Linked DNA regions of Mus musculus: regions 2, 3, 4, 5 and 6 are each linked to region 1. The links are chromatin loops, found by intact Hi-C in ENCODE. Cell type or tissue: heart. All regions are shown on one strand.

Region 1 (4,000 bases):
CCGCCGCGTCACGCCGGCCGGCCGCCCGCCCAAGGCTGCGCCGTGCTCGGCCGAGCCGCAGTCTCCTCCCCGCTCCGCCCCCTCCGCCACGGGGTCCAGTACTGCGCGGGCTCCCGAGCGAGCCCTATTCCCTTGACCTGTCAACTCTCCTCCGGCGCCGACGCTGAGGGGCGCAGCGTGGGTCCCAGGACACCGGCGACCTCTCTGCCGCGACCTGCGCGGGCGGCGAGGTGCAGGGCCGGAGTCTCCGACTCCGGAGGACCCAGCGCGGTAGCCTTACTAGGGACTAGGGTGTCAGCTCCTCCGCCGCTGGCGAACCGCCGACCGTTCTTCCCCTCTGGTCCTCTAGCCTGTTCGATTCTCCCAGCAGCTGCGGCAGGCTCAGGCCACCCTGGCTCCGCCAGAGTATCAGAGACGAAATGGCTTCCGGGCTGTGCTCCCTGCCACTGCCCGAGCAACCCTCCACTCGAGTGCCCTGCGCACCTGCCGCTTATGTGCAAATGTCCCCCGCTACGACTCTGCGGTAACGGCGCCTTGTGCGCCACCCTCCCCCGGGGTCACGTAGCTGCGGGTCTGGTGGACACGCGTCCACCCACCCAACTGCAGGAGCGTGGAGGATCCATTTGAGCCATCATTCTTTTAGTTGAAGAGGTAGGAGTGTGACAGGGGGTGGGGTAGGGTATGAATGACAGGAGATAGAGGGGATCTCCAGGGGCACAACCCTCCTGAGTCGCCCGACAGGCGCGGCAGGTGTCACCGCGCTCCTCCTTCCGCCCCCAAACCACTTGTGGTGCGCTTGGAAACACGGGGCGCTCAGATCCTCCTGTGGCTCTGGACGCTCTGCTCCCCCACACCAATGGGCAATGCCTTGCTTGCCCTAAATGAGAAGTGCCCCCCCCCCCCAACACCTCACTGAGTGTGTTCCGGGTTGGTTCTACAAGTAGGGTTTAAAGGGACACCTCGTTATTTCGCCTCTGTCCTAGAAATATAAGTACAAAACCAGAAGACAAAAATAATCTCCACCCTGGAAGGGTTCTGCACTTGCAAGCATAGCGCTGAAATGTCCATACCTCAAGTTCCGAAGGTCAGGTTGGGAGAAAACAGCGGGCGACAGTGTGCTGTTCCAGATGACCCAGGCAGTCTTCCAGCTACGCCTTGGAGGTAGGTTTTATTGGAAAAACGCAGAGTGCTCAGAGAACTCGCAGCCAATGGGAAGTTAACAATTGCGACAAAACTACTTTGATTAAGGACCGAATACAATTATGTTCTTATGAACACTGTTAAAAAAAAATACCTTGAAAAATCTTTCTTCAACATACTCTTGTAACACGGTATAAAAGGGAATGATGTCTAGATCATTTTAAAGAGTTGTCTAGATTTCCCCACGGGTGATAAGGCCCCCCCGGGGGTGTTATTTGGGCAGTCCACAGGAAAGGAAAAAGAAGAAAGGCCAACACACCTCCTGTCACAGCATTAACAACTGTGGCGAGTCAGAAGCAGGACTCAGGAGAGAAAGCAGCTGCTAGAACGTTGCCTTTCCCCGCGGCCAGCACAGACTCGGCTGCCCTTTGAATTCTTTGTAAGAAATCCGTGTTTTATTCCTCACCCGGAATGAAGCTTCACTAAGAACTTGCCGGCTCTAGAGTGAAGGTTGTTTTGCAGGCGAGTTCCTGGGCTTTGCTCCAAAGCTGCCTTGGGAGGTTTTGGTTGGTTTGGAGGAAAGCTGCAGCTTCTCCTACCCAGTTCCTAACCAGACAGCCCCCTGGTGGCTGCAAGGAAAAGCCTGGCTTGGCCCAGGTCGGGGGGGGGGGGGGGGGGGGGGGAGACTTGTGAACAGCTCTGTAATAAGTTAGAAAGGGGAATTCAAGAGGCCCCTGGGAAACCCGGAATCCCTGGACGTTATACTTCTAGTATAATTCTGAGCTATGTTTTTTCTTAAATTCTTTCTGAAGAAAACCACATACTAAAAATGAACTATAACAACAACATCAAAAGATTACTTTTCTTTGTTCAGATGGTTTTGTCTGATTTCATTTTGCTTGGAAAGTTATGAAATGAGAATCAGTGAAAGTATTAAACGGCTTACAAGACTGGTTGTAACAGTGTTATATAATCGCAACGCTCCAACAGGAAATTTGGTAGGATTCTATTTGAATGGGTATTGAGAGAGCAGAGCTGGTGGGGTGGTGGTAAGGGGTTACCATAAGAATCTGTTACACAACACAGTGTCATGGGAATTCTCAGAGTCATGAGAACTCCTGGGAAAGCAAAAGATATCCTAACCTGGGAGCACAGGGTCTCAGGTGCCATCTTTGCTGGCTTGTGATGCACAGTTGCTTATTTTCAGAACCTAGGATCACAGTTCACCTACACCATCCTCCTGACCAGTCTATGAATTTCAAACTGATGATTCCAGTCAAGGAAGAAAGCCATCTGTTTGTTTCCTAAAGAACTATTAGGCAAGAAAGAGTATGAAACATGAAGCCCAACAAGAGCATGCATGGGTCACAGTGCAACTGGCCATAGATCTTTATTGAACATGGTAAAATGTGTTTTTAAAAATATTCTCTCTTAATTCCTGCATTTGTGAGCACTGCTTATCTTTTTAGCTTTCTTATATGACTACACTTTGTCCCTACCTACTGCGCCTGTGAATCAGAATCCAGTGGGAGAAATAAAGCACAAATTAGAATTGACCAGTTATCAAAGATGGTAGTTATGACAAGGAATGCCATGTGGGATTGGGTGTGGAGTGGGGCCATCCTCTAAGAACTCAGACACAGGAAGTTCTTGAAGGTTTGTGGAGTTGTGGACAGATTTCCTGAGGGGGGTGGAACATTAAATCATTTCATTAACCAAACAGCTTTCTCTGGAGCCTGCTGCTCTGCCCTGAGACCTAGCCCTGGAGAATCTAAATCGTTACGTTCATTATATGAAAGTCCCAGGCATTCTGGCCTAAAATTGTAAACTCCCCCCACCCCCCACAGCCTTTGACAGACCACTTAGGGAAGATGACAGTTTCAAAACCAATGGGTGGCAGTGAGAAAGACACAAAGTCATCTTTTAGTGTCTCTGGGGTACCATTCCAGTGTCCCTCCATAGCTATTGGGATCTGCAGGTGACTTAACTCCATATGTAAAATGGCATAGTATTTGCATGTAACCAACATTTAACTTCTCTGACCTGTGTCTCACCTCTAGATTAAATGCTATGCAAATAGGTATTATACTGTATTAAAGGATTAACATCAAGGGAAGGAGGACTGAACATGCTCAGTATACATGCAGGGTGTCTGGAGTACCTTCAGCCTGGGGTTGAATGACTCCACAGATGGGGACCTCAAAAGGGGAATGGCTGACTATAAACTGCCAAATCAGATCAAGCAAGGAAGCAAAAAGAGCCCAGAAGAGGGAGGGTCCAGTAAGACTGGCTTTAGAAGGTAGCTGAATGCATTATTATTTATTAGCTCCAAATGTGAGAAATGAAGTTAGGAAAAATTGTCAAGGAGGTACAAAATTAAAAGCTACGTCCTGCTTTCTGCATTCTGTCTTTGGGACTGTCATGGCATTTTTATGTGTGTTTTTAATATTCCAAACAAGGACAAAGAAATGGTTTAAATTATCATTGCACACTTGACAATTCATGTGTTTTGCCATGTCTGTAGTGATACAGTTCATGAGGGTTTAACTCACCTGGAGTATTGCACTGAGCAACTATTGCAGATCATATATATGCATGTGTCTTGTCATGCTGGAGCAGTGGGAATGCAGAGCAAAGCACACTCTATTTCACTTCTTGATGTGTGCTTATTTTGCATGCCAGCATTGGACCTTTGGCATAGTACTGTGTGAAAGAGACCTGGAAGGCCCCTTCCTTCTGCATCTTCACTTTCAGGCCATCAGTTAGTGGCAAGTAACCACAAGTAAGGAAGTACATGGAGGCATCCTCAGTTGCTGTTAACTAGGCTCAAAGCTAGTTCTGTTGAATGGAGACCATGACC
Region 2 (4,000 bases), 610 kb before region 1:
AGACTATGCCGGGGCCTAGCAAACACAGAAGTGGATGCTCACAGTCAGCTAATGGATGGATCACAGGGCTCCCAATGGAGGAGCTAGAGAAAGTACCCAAGGAGCTAAAGGGATCTTCAACCCTATAGGTGGAACAACATTATGAACTAACCAGTACCCCTGAGCTCTTGACTCTAGCTGCATATGTATCAAAAGATGGCCTAGTCGGCCATCACTGGAAAGAGAGGCCCATTGGACACGCAGACTTTGTGTGCCCCGGTACAGGGGAACGCCAGGGCCAAAGGGGGGGAGTGGGTGGGTAGGGGAGTGGGGGTGGGTGGGTAAGGGGGACTTTTGGTATAGCATTGGAAATGTAAATGAGCTAAATACCTAATAAAAAATGGAAAAAAAAAAAAAAAAAAAAAAAAGGAGGTAAGGCCTTGTTAGAGGAAGAGTGTCACTGTGGGGTGGGGGTGGGCTTTGAGATCTACCATGCTCAAACTATGCCCAGTGAGGCACACCTCTCTTTGCTGCCTGTAGATCAAGATGTAGAGCTCTCAGCTCCTTCTCCAGCACCATGTTTGCCTGCATGCTGCCATGTTTCCTGCTATGATAATAATGGACTAAACCTCTGAAACTGTAAGCCAGCCCCAAAGTAAATGTTTTCCTTTATAAAAGTTGTCCTGGTCATGGTGTCTCTGCACATCAATGAAACACATTACTACTGAACTACACTCACAGACTTGTAATTTATTCTTCAGCATTATTAAAAAAAAAAAAATCATCCAGGAGGCTCAGCAATTAGAACACTGGCGGCTCTTGCAGAGCCCCCAGGGTTCAGTTCCTAGCACCTACATGGAAGTTTTCAACCACTTCCACCTACCTCAGTGGGCCCCAGGTACAAAGGTGGTCGTGCACAAACATACATCCAAGTAAACACACATAAATAAACACACATAGCCTAAAAATAAACGTTAAAAAATTTTTGAAGACTGTCCTAAAAGAATTCATATCCTTCACTCCATGCTAACTTGCAAGCTCCACCAGATGTGCTTAAAAGAGAAAAAAGTCAGTTACTGCCCCTCCCCCCCCCCCCCCGCACCCCAACCCCACCTCGTCCAGGCTCCACTTGCCAGGACGCTGAGACACTGTACCGCTCAATACCCCTCCACTCCTTCAATGTGTGTCCTTTACACTTGGCATCAAAAGCAATACATAGCATAGTGTTAACGCTTGCTCCCAAGGCTAGAACTTGTATGTTGTCTGAGCTGCATCACCAGCAGCTGAGACTGAGCTCCACGCATATTAAGCAATACATCTGTTGAATTTTTAAATAGGACAGGTGAGGACTCTTAAAATGCTAAAGCTGCCATTTATTCTAAAAGATAAGAAGAGCCACAGATTGATGGAAAAGGTAAACATGATTCCCAAAACCTTTGCCACAAACAAGCGTAGTTTATTAAAACCACACAACTGTATGAAAATAGAAAATTCTGGAACTACAAAAACTCCAATACACCATTACTTCTCAATAAAGAACGCAGTGCAGAATGCCAGCATTTCTTCCTGAAACGGGTCATGGCAAATGAACAATTTGCTATCCTAAAAACGCCTATAAAATCAAGTCCCCGGGCACCTCGGAAAATTCAGAGGGGGACGGGCACCACAGTCCACCCACTAGCCTGGTTCGCGCAAGTCCAAAGTCCCTGGCCGGCCTTAAGGACACGCAAGGTCCACGCGTACCACTTCGCCTACGACCAAGTCACGGCCGTCCTGCGGTCACTGTGCTCCGAGATCACGGAGCGAGGCGCCGGTGGAAACACCAACCTGACACTGCAGGGCAGTGAGACAGCAGCACGCAGGTCACCGCGGTCCGAAGGCGTCCCTCTGGAGCCGGTCCCCGACCTGCTTCCTCCGGCCCCTTGACGTGACGTAAGCAAACTCGCCGCCTCTCACTTTCCGCAGCCTTGGCAGCTCAGGAGCACTGCTGAGAGCTTGGGAGAGCATCCGGAAGCGGCGGGCTGTCCCAGCCTGACTCCGCCCACCAGGTTGGATGTCGGGACTACAAGCCCCAAGAGGCACAGTGCGGCTACAATGCCCCACCGGAAGGAGGGTCGCCGGGGTGGGAGGAGGAGCCACAAAAGGGATTGTGGGAGAAAGCCTTCTTCCTTTCCTCTGGCGGCAGCCATCAGGTAGGGCGGCGGGGTGGTGTTTGTGTGTCTATCCGTCGCGAATCGCGCTAGTCTTCAGCCATCCGACCCCGGCGACCCTACGGCCTCGGAGTTTCTGCCTCGCACGAGCGCCTAGTGAGGATACGGGGTGGAGAGGGTACGAATACGCCGCCGTCCGGGAGGCTTGAGAGACGCAATGGCGGCAGGATCCGAGCTGGGCCGGGGACTGAAGGAGGCGTGGGATGGAAGCGTGGCCTCGGCTTGCCTCTCATCAGGCCGCCCGGGTGGGACGAAGCTCTCCTGGTCTTACTCGCGGTGGCGGTTATAACCCTGCTGCCAGTTCTGGCGGCCTCCGGGAGTATGGAATAGTCAGTCCCGCCCAGCCGGCCCTGCGCCTTGCTGCCTCTGCAGAGCCCTTCTCATTCCCGGTGGACGGTGGGGCTCCAGGAAGGATGGAGAGGCCGTAGTCAATGTCCTTGACAGCGATCGCTCTTTCGATTTGCTTCTTCCTCTCAAAAGGTGAGCCAAGATGGGTGCATACAAGTACATCCAGGAGCTATGGAGGAAGAAGCAGTCCGACGTGATGCGCTTTCTTCTGAGGGTCCGCTGTTGGCAATACCGCCAGCTCTCTGCGCTGCACAGGGCTCCCCGCCCCACCCGGCCTGATAAAGCTCGAAGACTGGGATACAAGGCTAAGCAAGGTGCGTGAGGTCACGATGTGGGTGGTCTATAACACTCCCAGAAAAGTCGGCGGGCCTCAGTTTGGAAGTGCCCCCCCCCCCAAAAAACCTGCCTGATTTAGCTATGCTAAATGTGATATAGGTTACAGATATACTTTAGTCTACATAGTCTATCTTTGTAATTAAAAGGAAGCATTGGAAAGTCTTAACTTAGTCTAACGTATTGGTGGTTGGGTTGTTTTGTTTGTTTGTGTAGGCTATGTCATTTACAGGATTCGTGTCCGCCGTGGTGGTCGTAAACGCCCAGTTCCTAAGGGTGCAACTTACGGCAAGCCTGTCCACCATGGTGTTAACCAGCTGAAATTTGCCCGAAGCCTTCAGTCTGTTGCTGAGGTGAGTTGTTGGGAGTATCGATTGTCTTGACAACCCATTAGGAATGGTGGGCTAGGAAGAAACGGGGAAGCCGGTGGAGTTTCCCTCGGTATAAGGTGGGGATGGAGTTGTTTTGTACTTAGTCACTATCGGTACTCATTGTTACTGTTTTGCTTGAGGATGTGCGGAAAGGGGTTTGGGTTTCTGGACTAGTTTCTACAGACCCTATGCTTTTGGAAGACTGTAAAATTTTGGGCCATTCTGTTTTATTTACATTGCTAATATTCTGTGATCAGTTACTCTTAGGTTGATAAATGGTTGTAGGAGCCCCCTTTCCACAAGCTAGAACTTTTTTTTTCATTTGTTGAATTAATGTATAGGGTTATGGGCTTGATCCCTATTGCTGAAGGGGACTAGGACAGCACTCAATTTCATGTCTGGTTTTTAGGGAGAAAAAAAGTTATGTGCTTTTGTCTACATGTCTGTCATTTAAGCTAGTCTAATTCTTAAGGTGTGTGGGGACCTGGCCTGCTTCAGTCTCATGACCCAGAGTTAGAAGGATTTTTGTCTAGTTTACAGGAAACTGACTGGTCTTTCTCTGCATATTTTAGGAGAGAGCTGGGCGCCATTGTGGGGCTTTGAGAGTCCTGAATTCCTACTGGGTTGGTGAAGATTCCACATATAAATTTTTTGAGGTTATCCTCATTGATCCGTTCCATAAAGCTATCAGAAGAAATCCTGACACCCAGTGGATCACCAAACCAGTCCACAAACACAGAGAAATGCGTGGGCTGACAT
Region 3 (4,000 bases), 260 kb after region 1:
TCCTCATGTCTGGTTGACTACTTTGGCCTGGGTATCAGTGGATTCCTAAATAAATAAGACACTACAGTTGAATGCCATTAGCTGGCTAGCCATGTACTGGCTACAGAGAGTCCTGTTTACAGAGAGTCTCAGAAACTGTGGGTTCAGATTCATGAGTCACCCTGCTGATGTTGAAAGCTTTTGAGAGTCAGCATAATTAGAAGCACCTAGTGAGGATATAAGCTTCACAGTCAGACATGGCTCATAAGCAATAGGCAGGGGTATCTAGGATCAGTGACTTGGCAGCAAAGTACAGAAATGGTTGAGACTTTGAAGGAATATATTGGTTTTCCAGAGTGAGGAGAAAACTGAAGAGCTGAACTTGAAATTATAAATTGGCAGCATAATAAAGTACTCAGAGACTTTTAGATGACTACTCATCTTCTCTTTTGTAAGACTATTTTTGTGCCCAGTGTCCATGAATGTTTTGAAAGACCCTGTTCTGGGGTTGTTAGGTGGCTCAGTGGTTAAGAGCCCTTGCTGTTTTTGCAGAAGACCAGGGTCAATTTCCAGCATCCACAACAGCTGCAATACCTGCAACTCCAGCTCCAAAGGATCTGATGCCATCTTTTGGACTCCCTAGGCACCTGCTACCATGTACACATATGCCTACACTACACTTCATTATACTACACTACACTACACACACACACACATTTCAAATCAAATTTTAAAAGTCTTTTAAAGGTCCTACTCATAGCATGCTGAACGTATTAGCCTCATTTTATAAGATATAAAATCTGAAGCATAGAGGACTTGAAATCACTTACTTTAACTCACACAACTAAGCACTGGGCAAAAAAGTATTTGAATTCAGAGATTCAAGAACTATGTGTCCAAGTGGGACAGTACAACAACACAGTGCAGCATGATGTTATTTATTGATTTCACACATGTGTGCCCCACACACATTTGGATTCATTATAGAATTGCAGTTACAAGGTGTTTCAAATGATCTCTAGGAATCTGTGGCTCATTAAGTTCTTTGGCCTGTGGCCACTGAGTGCAGCAGCCATGAGGAGGGAGGCACAATTAGTGCCCCTTGCCACATCCGGGTGCTCTGGTGTCACTGGAGTTGGCATTGAGGCAAATGTACATCCCAGCTCTGAAGCTCATTCTTGGATGGTGTCACTGGCCTTGTGTTCTAGGCCCCGGTTCTGTTCAAGAAGCAGCCTCTGCTCAAGTACTAAGCAGGAGCTGATCGCTGGTTTTTATGAAGAAAGAGCCTGGGAGCTGTGATCCTGAGAGCATCTCTCCCACGTTCCTTCTGTACAGAAGGGAGACCAGGTCCTATGAGCAGTGAATAAGGCCTGCTGACACTGCCATATGTCATGTGACAGAGAGCAGATGTGTGAAAGTCCACTGCAGGGGTATGCACTAACCTGCATGGTGAAAAAGGAGAGGACCCTGATGGGGGTAGCTTAGCAGGCATACATTCCGAGCAACCTCAGGCTTAGATTCCTTCTCCTCGCCTGCCCTCTAGTGGTACTTCTGAATACACAGTCTGTTGTCAAAGCCCAGCAGACATTTCCACAAACTTAGTTTTGAGGTCACTGTTGATTGCCCTGACGTTTTCTGGGTGATTAAGTATATTTTATTTGTTGTGTAGAAGAGAAAAATGGGCTTGCAATTCTTTTCTGACCAAAGTATTTCATTTCTGCTCAATAAATCATTTCTTAAACTTAATTATGAGATGCTTAATAGTACCACTTTGGAATACAGACAGTTATAAATTTTTTTATCTAGAACGGAAAATCAGAACAAGCAATAACGTGGATATTATTTTAAAATACAAGTCATTAGTTGCTTTGGTAGAAAATGCTAAAAAAGGAAACAAAACAAAAGAAAACAAACAAACACAAAGATTGGGATTTGGAAACGTCTTGAACTGACCTCAGAAGGTGGGGACTCGGGCAGGTTGGCTTCTATTCTCAGGTAGCACAGAGTGGTGTTTGGAATTAATGAACTCCAGCAGTAATGAAGGAAGTGCTGCTTTTTGCTACATCATTTCTGTGACCATGAGCTTTCCTGCTTTCCTGTGCATCATGAGTTTGTATAAAATCACTGTGGCTTCTCTACAGAATCAAGCAAGCATGGCTCATACTCTTCCTTAGCTTCCTGCTTCCCTAATACACACTGTATCTACTGGGCTAACAAGGGCTCATTTCTCCTCTAAAACTCTAATCTGGCAAACATTTGCCCTGATGAGTGAAGCATTCCACTATGTAAAAGTCAAACACAAAATTACAAGCAACAAAATGACACTTCAAATCAACATAATGCATCTTCAAGCCCCACTGATAATTACAAATTAAAACAGAATAGAAAGTTACATTTATTTGTTGGCAAGGTTAACTGAGTATTCAAATGCCAATATGCCATTAGTGTTTCTTGTCAACACAAAGGATAACTGAGCATAGTTGCTTGATTAAGCAATGTGTACTAAATGCTTAAACCTCTCAGTTGAAAAGTGATTTTTAAATATTGCTTATGCTACTCACAAATGTAGTTGAAATTCTTGAAAATCACTAGTAGGTTAGAGAAACAATTTGATGCTTTGATTCAACAGGCAGTGAACACTTATTGCAGGACACATGATTTGGCCTTATCTGGACTGCTGTGCTCACTTTCCAGCCCTGTATGTAAGATGTTTAGGAGCAGGGTGAAAAACAATGAAGTATCATGAGGTTCCTTGTAAAATTGGATCAATCAGACGGTGTGTTGCTTTGCTGGTTACCATGGATTTTCCCAATGCTCTATTCCAGAAATTTGTGGCTTCTTTAGCAGAAAAAGCTGAGAGGAAGCTGCCTGTTTTCTGTTTCCTGTTATAATAGAATTTTATAATAAAGGGAGAACTAAAAGACATCTACCTTATGAGAGAAACCTAAGGCACAAAAAAAGGTCGTGATGTTTCTGAGACCAGAGCTAGGAAGAGAGAAAATAAATCACAAGGCTTCTGATCTTCTCTTCCCAGTGCATTGGCTTAAAACCATAAAGACTTTCCAGCCATAACCAGAATGCAATGTCATCTTGTGAGCAACAATTAAACCAACATTCTTCAATAGTACCTTTAAATTTGGTCTTTTTGCATGAGGCCCTTATGTGGGATGTGTGGACCCACTCGCTGGGCTGCTTGGTCACCACACTTGTGACAGCACTGAGAACTCAGCTGGAACTTGCTACAAAGCCCACTTAAAACTGACTTTAATAAACTCGTAATCCTGCCTCCACTTGAACACTCACAGAACACATCTTGTCATAGTTTATTAGTAGCAAAGTCTTCTTTGTATATCCAGAAGATAGATGAATGTATGCTACAAATGTTTTACTTTGATAATTTTATGATTATCTTATAATGAGTTCATAGCAGGCAGGATTTTTTAGAAGAAAAACAATCAAACTGATCAGTTCAGTATCTGTACCTAATAGTATTAATCTGATTGTTAAAGATCAAACTTGAATAGAGGCATAACTAGTCACTCCACATGAGGTTATATCTGTAAGATCAAAACTGAAAAATGAGAAAAAATAGAATTAAAAAATAACAGGTTTGTGTAAATGCTCCAAATATAGAGAAACTGTCAGTCTATCCCGGATGCTGTAATGAAATCCTGAGTGCTTTATGAAGACAAAGATGTATTTCTCAGAGGTTTGGACCTGGGGAAGTCAAAGTTGTAGCTGTCCATGTCTGGTGAGGACAAACCTGGTGGTCATAGATGACATCTGTTTGCTTTGTCTTTATACACCTCAGAAGGCATGGGATCTCCCTCGGACCTATTTTGCAAAGACTCTTTGAGTGTTCTGATTTCATGACCTAAGCACAGTCCAGAGGCCCCTTGTAATACCATCCCTGGGGACTAGGGTTTCAATAGATGAATCTGGAATGACAGGCCTACACAAACCCTCTGACTGTAGCAGAGGTCTACTTGATAGTTTTGTCTGCACTTTTAGATCTATAAAT
Region 4 (4,000 bases), 120 kb before region 1:
ATGTATTAGCAGAGCAGTATTAACAAAGCATACAGCAGTAGAAACACGCCAGAAGGAACAAGAGTAGCTTGGCAATGGCACTGAGGTGCTGCTCTCTGGGTGTACAGACATGTCAGCCTGGGATGCAGTCAGATATGACAGAGATGGTCTATCTTCTAGCACACTACCTACTGACAGAATGACAGTGTAATGGTGCTGACCTAAGAGAGGAAGACAGCAGTTCAGGAAAGAAGGAAAACACATTTCCCAGATCTCCACTGTGTGCCAGGCACTGCTCAGATTAGGAATAACAGCTGTGTGCAGTGGGGTCCGGGAGCTGGTAAGAATCACCCACATGTGACTTTTGACCTTGACACTGTTCCATGAAGTCAATACTGATACTTTCCATTCACAGGCTAGGAAATGGACTTTGAAAGGTAAAGAATGTGAATAACAATTCAAACCCAGGGCTGAGCCCAGGGTCGTAAGCCTTTCTGCTTCATTATTCGTCTGAAAGTAAGAAATAGCACTTTAGGTTACTTGTGCCACTCTTTATGGGAAGGAAGGGACTCACGTCAGACAAGCACCTGAGGAAAATATGTCCTCAGAACTCTCTTCTTAAGACATGCCTACACTGGAAAGAAGTGAATGCTCACACTTATTTGCACAAGCAAGTGTTTAGATGAATAAATAAATCCCTTAAGGTGTAGCTTTGTTTTAGAGAATGAACAAGTAAGCAGATAACACAATTTTTCACTGAAAAATGTATCACAATAACAAAAGCAGTGCTCAAAATATAGAAACATCTATACATATAAACAATTAGATTTCTGTAGCAGAATATTAATTAAAAAATATTTCTCATGACTATGGTATTTCCAGATATGTACAGAATAAGCCAAAAAAGCAAAATTCACTGCTCATGTAAACTGCTTCATCTAGAAACATACTCTTTTTTTTAAATGTAGCATTTACTAGAAATGCCATTTTAGTGCATATAAATTGTACAAAATTCTGGGTGTCGCCACTGTGACCTTTTCCTGCATGCAGACAATGTACTTTGACCATATCCTCCCCCACCACCCTCCTTACCTCCCACCTTATCTCCAGCCCTACTTTTCCTGATAGCACCACTTCTGAAGGATTTCATGACATTTTGGAACATATTTCTAAGCCTACTGTTTACAAGCAGAATCCTTGGCTATACAAGAGTGCAGGTCCCTACCGTCTTTGGGAGCAGTTACTTGAAAGGGTGCACTAGTCCAGCAAAGCACATATGCACAAAGTCCACCCTCTACAAACTTGGAAGAGCTCGGCAGTGGGCAGGACCAGATAGAGTGCAGTTTGGACACTCCCTCTGTTTGGAAGCTCACAGACTGCAGAAAGGAAATGATTAATGCCAACTCGATGTCACCAGACTTTACAAAAACAAACAAACTAGAACTTTCTGACAGACTAGAACTGCTTCACCTACCTTAATGACATGGCTGCTTTGTAAGGGCCCTGCACAATTCAGTCGGGAAACTTGGGCTGTAGATAAGATTCTTGATAAAGAGCAAGTCTATTAACAGCTCACTGCTGTAACTGTGTGGTTACTTTGGGAAGCACAAATACAACAGCTGTAAACAAGAACATCAATCACCCGTAGGACAGAATCAGTTAGAAAAGTCAACTTGCTCTTCTTCAAAACTCTAATTTTATTAAGAGTTTGAACTTCAAACATTCACAGATCACCTGGTGTTCGTGTTTGTAAAAGTCTCATCAAATGATATATTTTATATTTCTCTAAAGTTTTACTTCTGAAAACAAATGATAAATACTCTTATTTTTTCTTCTCATCTCTAGTTTTATTCTATTTTCCAAGTAATATAAAAGAAATATCAAATACCTTTTGTTAGATGTGTGTACTGGCTAGTTTTGTGTCAACTTGACACAGTTTGAATTATCACAGAGAAAGGAGCTTCAGTTGAGGAAATGCCTCCATGAGATCCAACTGTAAGGCATTTTCTCAATTAGTGATCAAGGGGGAAAGGCCCCTTGTGGGTGGGATCATCTTTGGGCTGGTAGTCTTGGTTCTATGAGAGAGCAGGTTGAGCAAGCCAGGGGAAGCAAGCCAGTAAACAACATTCCTCCATGGCTTCTGCATCAGCTCCTGCTTTCTGACCTGCTTGAGGTCCAGTCCTGACTTCCTTTGGTGATGAACAGCAGTATGGAAGTGTAAGCCGAATAAACCCTTTCCTCCCCAACTTGCTTCTTGGTCATGATGTTTGTACAGGAATAGAAACCCTGACTAAGACACCTTGTAAGAAAGAGAAGAAAACAGGATATTCTAAGGCAGGTAGTTTGCTATCGATCAAATTTAGTGGCCAAAATCCCATGTACTGCATTTAAAAAGTCAGAATTACTTGTTTATTTGGGATTATACAATGTTGATCAGGTAGGCTAGATATATGTTTGTACACTGAAGTATACTCATGCCCTCCAAAAACCCCAAACAAATAAAAAAGGCAAATAGAAACATTTTTAAAATACCTTGGGATGAAGTATTTGAAATTGGAACTTGTCTTAGAAAACTAGATCACCTCTAATGCACTCCCCAAGGATCACCTTACCACTATTTTTGGAAGTAGACTGTGCTGTGTTAGTTGTATAGACATCTTAGCTATATCTGATGAGAGTTAACTTAGTCCCTGTCATAAAGCATGCTCCACTTGCTCTGCTTGTAGCTTCACTGTACCTACAGGGAGGCATAGGCAGAAACATGAGTCCTAGCAGAGAGTTAGGGCCCCCAAATACTCCCAGTTCACCTTTGTTCCATGTTAGGGCAACCATGGTGGGGAAGTAGCAATGAAGAAGTCTTCAAGATCCAACCCTCACTGTTCACTCTCTGTACCTGTCTTTGCACACTTTCCAGGAAGGTGGATTTTGACCACTTCAAGGAGTGAGATATCCCGTGTCCTTTGTGTCTCTGCTCATGGGGGTTTCTCCTTTCACATGCACAGCTGTTGTGACTATATCACAGCTGCTTTCTTGAAATAATGCCAACCAACACTTAAACATTCATGATCCTTCCAAATGTGCCAGTGGCACATTAGGGGCAGGAGAGGGGCTAAGGATGTAATATTGACTCTGAAGGTAGAATCCTCACCTTTAAGGACTTTCATTCACTGGGAGATGGGCATGGCGAAATTCCATGCAAGTAAAAAAGTGAGGACTGATGTCAAGAATACACTGAAGAGGGTGTGACCACATACTGGACATGCTCTGAGAGGCTGTAAAGGCCAGGAAATGGTATTAAAAAACCAGTTAATTTAGAGTAAGGAATAGAAAAAGATGTTCAAATGTTAAATATGGATTGCTCTTAGGTTGATACCTGTGGCCAGGGAGATGCTATGGTCTCTTACGTAGCAACCAATTGGGAACTTTCCTCAAAGGGTGCAAATCAACATCAAGCTTGGGGGTTCAGGTTGCTGTGTAATCTGGTTGACTAGCCTTTGGCTCTGTGGTCACCTTGGTCATGTTCATGTCATAGAGCTGAGAGACAGTGGCCAAGTTTTTCTTTGTGTTCTTTCGTTCAGAACAAGAATACAGTGCCTGCAATACACTCTGAAAAGCCTCTCTTGGACCAGGCAGACTAGCTACTCCATGGGACTCTCTCTGAAATACAACTAGATTGCACTAAGTCACGTCTTAACGATGTCTGGGATACCAATAAATCTGTATGGGCAACAATGAACAAAAGCCAGAATAACAAGTGAGGAACACATGGGTAACTGATTATCACCGGGTCACATGGGGCTAAGGACTAAACACTGGAATTAGAAACATATGCCTGGGGCTCAGTTATAAGGAAGAAGTGGCAAGTACAGGACATTAGATGCACTCGGCACCAAGAAGCTAAGATCCTTAAAGAATCTAGATTGACCCCACCCCACTTCACCCCCACCCACACACTGGAAGAACAGTTTGGTCTGGAGCACACAGAAGGTGATGCCTAGCACACTGTGTCAGTGATACTTTG
Region 5 (4,000 bases), 85 kb before region 1:
ATAAATAAAGTGAAAGAAAAAAAACACATGATGATCTTATTAGATGCTGGAAAAGTCTTTGACAAAATCCAGTACTCCTTTATGATAAAAGGAGAAATCAGGGATACAAGGTACATACCTAAACACAATAAAGGCAATATCCACTAAGTAAGCCAATAGCCAACATCAAATCAAATGGTGAGAAATTTAAAGCAATTCCACTAAAATCAGGAAAAAGACAAGGGTGTCTACTCTCTCCATATCTATTCAATGTAGTACTTGAAATTTTAGCCAGAACAAGAACACAATTACAGGAGATCAAAGGGATACAAATTGGAAAGGAAGAAGTCAAAGTATCATTATTCACAGCTGCTATAAGAGTGTACATAGGTGACCCAAAAATTTTACTAGAGAACTTCTACAGCTGATAAACACCTTCAGCAAAGTGACTGGATATAAAATAACTCAAAAAATAACCAGTAGCCCTCCATTATACAAATGATAAACAGGCTGAGAAAGAATTTAGGGAAATAGTACCCTTTACAATAGCCACAAATAATATAAAATATCTTGGTGTAAAGCTAACCAAGCAAGTGAAAGACCTGTATGGCAAGAACTTCAAGTCTCTGAAGAAAGAAATTGAGGAAGATATCAGAAGATACATAGACCTCCTGTGCTCATGAATCAGTAGGCTAACAACACATTTTAAAACAAGTTTTGCTAATATCATTTAAGGCAAGCTTCGATCAATTTTTAAGTAGAGTAAGACCTGAAAGCAAAAAGGTGGTGTTCTGGAAGATTGTGAGCACTGGGTTTGCAAAGGAAAAAGGATGAAGTTTAGGTTGAAATACCATCCACTACTCAAAGTAGTCCATACAAGTCTCATCAATGAGATTTGTAACTTAACCTTGCAGGTGCTTAAAAATTGAATCTTAAGTTTCTGCAACCAAACCCATAAAATGCTGTGGGTCATCAGCAGGTGCCTAGACACATGTTCCTATCTCCTTCGTTCTCTCATCTTTAGGCACATAGCACCACATAAGACCTAAGCCATAGAAACACATACATAGTCCTTGTAGTCTCCTTGGCAGTATTCACATCTGCGGTAGAGAGGACCCTTTCACACATGCATAATTACAGCCCCTTTGCAAGTCTGTTTTATAAAGAATTGACCTCACACAGTCCTGGATGGTGGGTGGGGAGCATTGTTCTAAGGGGAGCTTAACCCACCAGGTTTTACAAAATCACTGCTGATAAGGCCAGTTCCAATAACATACAGATAATAATTTTTCTACTGGTAGAACAGACCAAAGAATTGCCCCCTCGAGTGTCCAAGGTGCTGTAAATCACAGTAGTTTCTCCAGAAAAAAAATCAACAGAGCCAAGGGTATTTTTTATGATAGCTGCTTATATTGGAATGCATAGAAGAATTGACTAAAAAAATAGTGTGTGATAAATATGAATAATTAACCCTTATTTTTCAAAAAGTAGATTGGAGTGGGGCAAAGAAACATGGAAGAAGGAAAGGATGGGCAACTCAAACCTTGATTGTTAAAAATGACTTCTAAATAAACATAACATTTTGTCAACATTGAGCTTGAAACATGCAGAGAGCAAAACTGGCAGGCAAAGGGGTTGGGAGAGAGTCTGTGTGATGCTAGCCTAGCATCTTGTGACAGAGCTTCACACCCACACATTCTTCTAGCTGGAAAATGGTTTACAAATGACCGTGCTTTTCACTTCCACATTCATTGCACCAGCATTAGAGAAATCACTCAACTTGTCCAGAGCATGAGCTAAATATGACAGTCCCAGGCAGCCCCATTCCTACATGGGCACTTCCCTGTATCACCCAGCGTGTCTCCAGTTTAAACAAAAGTCATCTGGAAACAGAAACTACAAAAGGAAAAAGATTGAGGGAGCATAGTATGTGAGTTACTTCCCAAGAACTTTCCAGTTCTTCTACTGAAAGAACCAAATGTGAATCTAAAAATCAGCCTCAATTCCTTTCTAGTCCTAAGGCAGACAGCTTCTGGGACAAAGTCCTTCACTGGAACAAATTACATTTGCTTGGTGCTTACAGGAGCCCGAGAACTAAGAGCCGTCAGCCAAGGTATTCATTAGTGGGTGCTTATCAGCAGCGAGCTAGTAAATATCAGCACTTCCACACAAATATTTAAAATAATTCCAAGCAAATTTGAACCTCAACAGAGAGCTAGCCAAACACATTTGCAATCTGAACCCAAGGTTCTAATAGGGTACTGCCTTTTGGCTGTCCTTCAGGGTGAGGAACATTTTTAGAAAGATTAACACTTGGCTGTAAACAAAGACAGGCGTTTTCAACACAATCCTTGAGCCAAGATTTTTTTTTTCATACAAAACAAAATGTATCTGTCTTCCTACCCCAGGCACATGTACGGAGTTAGTCTGCCAATGAATCTGTGCAGGAACACTGACCCTAAAGCAACATGCAACGGAGATATAAAGGAACACTCTAGAAGCTTATGACAAATACTCAGGGCAGTAGCAGAAGAGTTTGGTACATAGACAGAAGCATGCTACACAGGCAAAAACTTGGCAGAGAAGTGAGGATAGGCGTCAGGCCTGTGCAAACAAGGCCATCTTCATTTTAAATCTTAGATCTATGTGATCTGCAAGGTCAGCACTCGAGCCAACAGACAGCTTACATGATTTAGACGTGTTTCAATAAATTTTGAAATCTGTGATTCAGATACCTCTAATTTTGTCTTACTGAGTTGTCCACAAAAATGGGGTTAAAATTTGTTTTTCAAGTCCAACATTTTCTGCAACCTTAATCTCTGTAGGTAGCAATAAGGAAATGCAAAATATTCTCTGGCTTAGATGGCTTCTGGCATAATTATAGGTCTGGTGTTTGAAAAATGAAGGGCAGATGAAGATGTATGCAGAGACATGAATAACCCAGGATGTCTGGGAGCACAGCACTTATATCTAATTAACTACCAATTACTGAATTCATAACTTAACACGAGAAGGAAAAACACAAATGGGATTTTTAGAAAAAAAAAAAAAAGCACCATCTCTTTTATCTACATTTCAGTTTACACTTGGCCTCTAAAGGCAGGATGAATGCAATAGGTTGAGAAAGGGAGTAAATAGATTGAGCAATAAAAACCCATTTGATAATATACAGGGCTATAAAAATGACTACACTGAAACTATTAGCCAAAGACAAATAATACCCACAGGAGAGAAGGGAGCAACTCTCGCTGAGTTGTAAGGTCTGTGACAGGAACTGCAAATGTAACATTGAAGAGACATCTTCCAAACTCATGGCTTTCTGTGGCTCTGTTGCATCTGTTCTCATCTTTTCTGTTTTTTTCTCTCTCTTATTATTATTTGTGTGTGTGTGTGTGTGTGTGTGTGTGTGTGTGTGTGTTCCCAAGGTTGTCAGTTATAACCATTCTAACTACCACTTTTCCTTTTACTTCTCTCCATTTTGCTCATAGCCTACTCTATGGCTAGTCTTGTTATCCAGCTTGCTCAGGGATTCCATCTCTCCATCTTTATGGGCTGGAGATGCAGGCCAGCTGCCACACCCATCCAGTGTTTATGTGGGTTTCTAGAGATCTGAACTCTGGTCTTCACACTTGTGGGCTAATCACTTTGGCCAGTGAACCATCTCCCCTGTGCTGAACCCCAAGTCTTGATTCTTTTCTTTCATGACCATGTTCATGAATTTTGTCATGACATAGAAGGTGAAACAGTCCTTGGTTATTTACTGGTTTCATTATTAACCATCACAATTGCTATAGTGCTACAGTCATTGTAACTATCACTACTATTAGAAAGACTTTTTTGTTTTTGTACCAATGCTGTCAGGCCTGTCCCCTCTGCCACCTAACTTCCTGCCAAGAGACAGGCGGTCTTAAAGACAGCATCATTCAATTTCCAAATTCCAGTAAACTGCAGTATTCCTTGACCCCTTGTGCTGGCTGGCTCTCTCTGATCACACTAATTTGCTGGTGGTGTGGCCCAGGGA
Region 6 (4,000 bases), 630 kb before region 1:
CTACTCTATAGGTCTTAGAATCGGAGTGCAAGTTTTACTGCTGTTGCTAAGGTACTTGAATACAGAGCACTCTGGAAGCCAATGCAATATTTTAGAAGGATGGTATAGCCGAGTAAGGGTACAACCAAGTATATTGTATTTAACAAGAATGGGGTTTGGTTAATGGCTAATGAAAGTTCGTGTTTAGTTTAACACTGAAGTGAAAACTGATTACATCATTGACATTCGCCTCTCTCACTCACTAATTTTTATAAGGTAGGAAGTATAGGCACCAACTTGGAATTACCCATGACCCAGCATTTGTGAGGGCTGAGTGACTTTGAAGACAGTTTGAGCTACTCTGTCTCAGAGGGCCAGAAGATCTTCTAGCTAAAGCAAGTGTGTGTGTGTGTGTGTGTGTGTGTGTGTGTGTGTGTGTGTGTGTAGGCTGGCTGGAAGTCAAATGTTGTATGTCTTTATGTCAGTGTGGAGTTTAAAACTCTGCCAAGTACTTTAGTTAGGGCAAAAATTCTTGTTATTTACCAGAAATGATGCAGCAATGAGAAAACTTGTCACTGAATGAAAAATGAGGACATGATCACTCCTAGGTATGGTTAGATTTTATTGTAGATAAAGGGGAGAACAGGCAGAGACATTGGGAGAGTCCAGACTGAGCCAAGCTAACAGACTGAATGGAGTTATTGGGCATGGGGATGGGGAGGACAAGAAAAGGGGGGTGGGGCAAGCTGACCAAGAGTGAAACAAGAGCTCAAGATTGCGGTGTGGACCAAGAGAGCCATAGTCAAAATAGCTGAGCAGTACAATGAAGAGAAGGTGGGGGAAGGGAAGCAGAAGCCCTGTCCCCAGGTCTCACCCTGGCCTGGGTGAGAAGTGTTTGGAGAAGCCACAGGTACTGAGATTTGCCCTGAGTTTCTTTGAATCATAATAGTCAGCGGCTTATATTCTAAGAAACGAATCTTTAATTGATGTTTACCTTACGCTTGAGAGTTGAAGAAAGTTCATGTCTAGCTGCAGCTAGAGTGTTTAGAATGGGTCTGGTGTTCTTCTGTCCTGGCTCACTACCATATTCTTTATGAAGAGAACCCAGACATTAAACCAAAAGGATAAGGGGAGGGTTTTTTTCCCTTTTCTGATGCAATGTCACCATGTCTTTATCTGCTCCTGTATTATTTCACAGTGCTGGTCCCAAGGGTGACAACATCTATGAGTGGAGATCAACCATTCTGGGTCCTCCAGGGTCTGTGTATGAAGGTGGAGTATTCTTCCTTGACATTACTTTTACACCAGAGTATCCTTTCAAGCCTCCAAAGGTAAGGAGTCTCCAGTGTCTCCTGACATTAACTGTTCCTTGAGAGAGATCAAGTTTTCATTGTAATCACAAAAGCTAGAGTCTTCCATTTGTGTGCTGCTGTCCTGTTAAAGCATGTTAGTAACAGCTGTGTGTACTGCGGTACAGTCTAGATCTGTGTGGCAGAAGAGCTCAGCTTCCTTCTGTGTATTGTTTGCCAGTTTTAAGTGAATGTGATGACTGTTGGTTGGGTTGGCTCCTCAGTAGGCAATAGGCATTTCTAGATGTAAATGCTTAAAACTGTGCTAGTTATTGTCTAGCTTGTTAGATTTTACGCACACTCCGAAGCAGTGTATTACTTCCAGCTAACACAAGAGGTCAGCAAACAACTAACAATCCAAACTTAAGACATAGTCATATTTAGAACATTAAAATTAAGCCAGATGTTACTAGTAGCACATATCTGGAAACAGAAGCAGGCAGAGGGATCAAAAATTTGCAGCTACTTTGGGATATATGGTACCAGACTAGCCTGATCAAGAAAAGAAAAAATGAAAAAAAAAAAAAACCAACAAAAAAAAAAAAAAGAAAAGAAAAAATGTAAAGAAGTATCTGGCAGTGGGTACTGCTGTAAAATGAGATGGAGAATTGAGTGTGGCCTCACTTCAACAGCGTCTACCTGAAATGTCATAATGCCTCCTACATGAATGCTGCTTGACAACTGCCTTATTTTTAGGTTACATTTCGTACAAGAATTTATCACTGTAATATTAATAGCCAAGGAGTTATTTGCTTGGACATATTGAAAGACAACTGGAGCCCAGCCCTAACCATCTCGAAAGTCCTCCTTTCTATCTGCTCACTCCTTACAGACTGCAATCCTGGTAAGACGAATAGTCATCTGCACTGTATTTCTTACTAAATGTTTCTTGTTTTCCACATAAGCTAAGACCATTAAAGGACATTTTAATCAATTGTTTAGTGCACTAGTTGGAAAAGGCAGCTACTCTGAGCTCACTAAGGCTGGGTGCAGCTCTGCTGCCAGTTTTGATGAGGATTCACTGAGCACTTGACCACAGCCAGTGCTCACTTTAGAAAGAGGTATTTTTCTGCACTTGGTAATTTCAGAATTGTAATCTTATTGGGACTAATTGTTTTTAAAAAGAAAGAAATTATTTATTTTTCTGCTTAAATATACAAATTTAACTAGGCATTCCATTTTCAGAGAAACACATTTATTTGGAAGTCTGGGTTTTTGGCCTTTTCTAGGTATACATTATACAATAGATACTGCCAATTGCACCAGCCAGAGAGACTTCCCAATATCTACAGCTCTAATTGGTTGAACAAAGTTGGTCTTGGAGCCTTGGTCATACACATGGAGAACAAAGAGTGTCACTTGTTGAGAGAGAACTAAAGTAGAATAAGAAAATGAAGCCAAGGCCACTCCTCCCACCCTTCTAGATAAGATTAGATGAAGGGCTAAAACAGTGGCCCAGCTGAAGAGCAAGTGTTCTTGCAGAGGGGTTCAGCTTCCAGCACCCACTAGGGGCCCACATCCATAACCTGCAAACAGAGTACCCAAAAACATAAAATAAACCTTTTTAAAAACTGTTTTTAAAGATTAGAAGAAAACACCTTCTGACAGTGAGTGTTTCAGACATGGGCAAAGTATCTGATTTTCTTTCTCCAAAGTAACATACATGTTTTTCTTCCAGCTGACCCTTTGGTGGGAAGTATTGCCACTCAGTACATGACCAACAGAGCAGAACACGACAGAATGGCCAGACAGTGGACCAAGAGATACGCTACATAAACTGGGTTTTCAGTTCTTACATGACTTGTCTGTCACAGAAGAGAGCTGCTTATGATTTTGAAAGGGTGGGGGTGGGAGTTGGTAAAGAGTAGGCTATTTCTATATCAGATATTATTCAGTCTTACTTCCCAGGATTTTGTTGTAACTTAAGGTATCTTGCTACAGTAGACAAACTGGTAATAGCGACTTTTAGAGCTGAAACTTTGCAAGATTAGCTGACTTTTAGTACAAAAGAAAGCATGTGTAGATACTTGTGTTCCATTGATCAGCTTAAATTTGTATAGGTACATGTCATTTATGTAAAGTCCTATTTTCTTGTTCAAAAAAAATGGAATTTGTTTTTCCTTCTTAAAAGGAAACAATGGTATTTAACAAGTTTGCAAAGATGAGTTTGTTACCTCGTATATGTAAAATGGACACCTGGCTACAAGACACCATGTAGTTAATGTATTTTATCTTATATGCAAATTACTTCAAGGGTTGAATCACAATTTGTGGAAACCTGTAGTGAAATACCTTAAGCTGTTAACTGTAAGTGTGGAATAGGAATTGTTCAGTCAATTGGTTTAGACTTCTTACGTCTGCATTTGTGCTAATAAACAATATTAAGAACAACTACTGACCCTGCTGTGTTCATTTCCTCTCTGCAGTCTTTGCTTCTGAAAGCAGGTTAAGGAATACTTATCACTTAATATATGCCAGAGCTGATACTTACACAGCACATTTTGGAGATGTCTTTTTATGACTTTATTTATGTGTATAAATAAAGATACTGTAGCTGTCTTCAGACACACCAGAAGAGGGCATCAGATCCTTTAAAGATGGTTGTGGTTGCTGGCCATTGAACTCAGGACCTCTGGAAGAAGTAGTCAGTGCTCTTAACCCCTGAGCCATCT

Evidence for each region. A loop is a pair of places that touch in the nucleus more often than their neighbours do. Peaks named below come from ENCODE experiments on the same cell type or tissue, not always from the same donor. Only the 100,000 strongest peaks of a DNase experiment are listed, where the experiment ranks them.
Region 2: a loop joins it to region 1, with 3 times the contacts of the local background. A loop is called at or near these places in 4 of 42 quality-filtered maps.
Region 3: a loop joins it to region 1, with 5 times the contacts of the local background. A loop is called at or near these places in 16 of 42 quality-filtered maps.
Region 4: a loop joins it to region 1, with 2.3 times the contacts of the local background. A loop is called at or near these places in 3 of 42 quality-filtered maps.
Region 5: a loop joins it to region 1, with 5 times the contacts of the local background. A loop is called at or near these places in 10 of 42 quality-filtered maps.
Region 6: it touches region 1 in a loop (4-fold over the local background); 4 of 42 quality-filtered maps call a loop at or near these places.

What each region holds. Positions count from the first base shown.
Region 1 is chr14:17,656,915-17,660,914 of GRCm38, reverse strand. LOC115488350 reads left to right here. Exons shown (of 3, transcript XM_030248233.1): 2 at 1-651; 3 at 984-999. The coding sequence ends at 627. It also overlaps a transcript of Thrb not described here. Among named protein-coding and RNA genes, the nearest start is that of Thrb, 2.0 kb to the left of the region's middle. In heart, a CTCF peak has its summit at 1,734 (motif pointing left); DNase peaks (open chromatin) are centred at 34, 734 and 1,714; H3K4me3 peaks cover 1,763 bases; H3K27ac peaks cover 412 bases; H3K27me3 peaks cover 342 bases.
Region 2 is chr14:18,269,130-18,273,129 of GRCm38, reverse strand. It overlaps Rpl15 (ribosomal protein L15), which reads left to right and starts at 2,144. Exons shown (of 4, transcript NM_025586.3): 1 at 2,144-2,171; 2 at 2,670-2,851; 3 at 3,087-3,223; 4 at 3,814-4,000. The coding sequence starts at 2,680. It overlaps Nkiras1 (NFKB inhibitor interacting Ras-like protein 1), which reads right to left and starts at 1,994. Exons shown (of 4, transcript NM_023526.4): 1 at 1,807-1,994. In heart, CTCF peaks have their summits at 1,949 and 2,151; DNase peaks (open chromatin) are centred at 1,999 and 2,809; H3K4me3 peaks cover 3,185 bases; H3K27ac peaks cover 2,325 bases.
Region 3 is chr14:17,400,400-17,404,399 of GRCm38, reverse strand. The region is part of intron 1 of Gm32121 (a long non-coding RNA gene); the gene reads left to right. Among named protein-coding and RNA genes, the nearest start is that of Gm32121, 5.4 kb to the left of the region's middle. In heart, a CTCF peak has its summit at 1,532 (motif pointing left); no DNase peak of the experiment used is centred here.
Region 4 is chr14:17,781,915-17,785,914 of GRCm38, reverse strand. The region is part of intron 1 of Thrb (thyroid hormone receptor beta); the gene reads right to left. Among named protein-coding and RNA genes, the nearest start is that of Thrb, 120 kb to the right of the region's middle. In heart, a CTCF peak has its summit at 1,579; a DNase peak (open chromatin) is centred at 1,294.
Region 5 is chr14:17,741,615-17,745,614 of GRCm38, reverse strand. The region is part of intron 1 of Thrb (thyroid hormone receptor beta); the gene reads right to left. Among named protein-coding and RNA genes, the nearest start is that of Thrb, 83 kb to the right of the region's middle. In heart, no CTCF peak of the experiment used is centred here; a DNase peak (open chromatin) is centred at 2,274.
Region 6 is chr14:18,282,446-18,286,445 of GRCm38, reverse strand. Nkiras1 (NFKB inhibitor interacting Ras-like protein 1) reads right to left here. Exons shown (of 4, transcript NM_023526.4): 4 at 2,443-4,000. Ube2e1 (ubiquitin-conjugating enzyme E2E 1) reads left to right here. Exons shown (of 6, transcript NM_009455.3): 4 at 1,178-1,310; 5 at 2,025-2,172; 6 at 3,007-3,717. The coding sequence ends at 3,104. Among named protein-coding and RNA genes, the nearest start is that of Nkiras1, 13 kb to the right of the region's middle. In heart, a CTCF peak has its summit at 1,649 (motif pointing right); no DNase peak of the experiment used is centred here.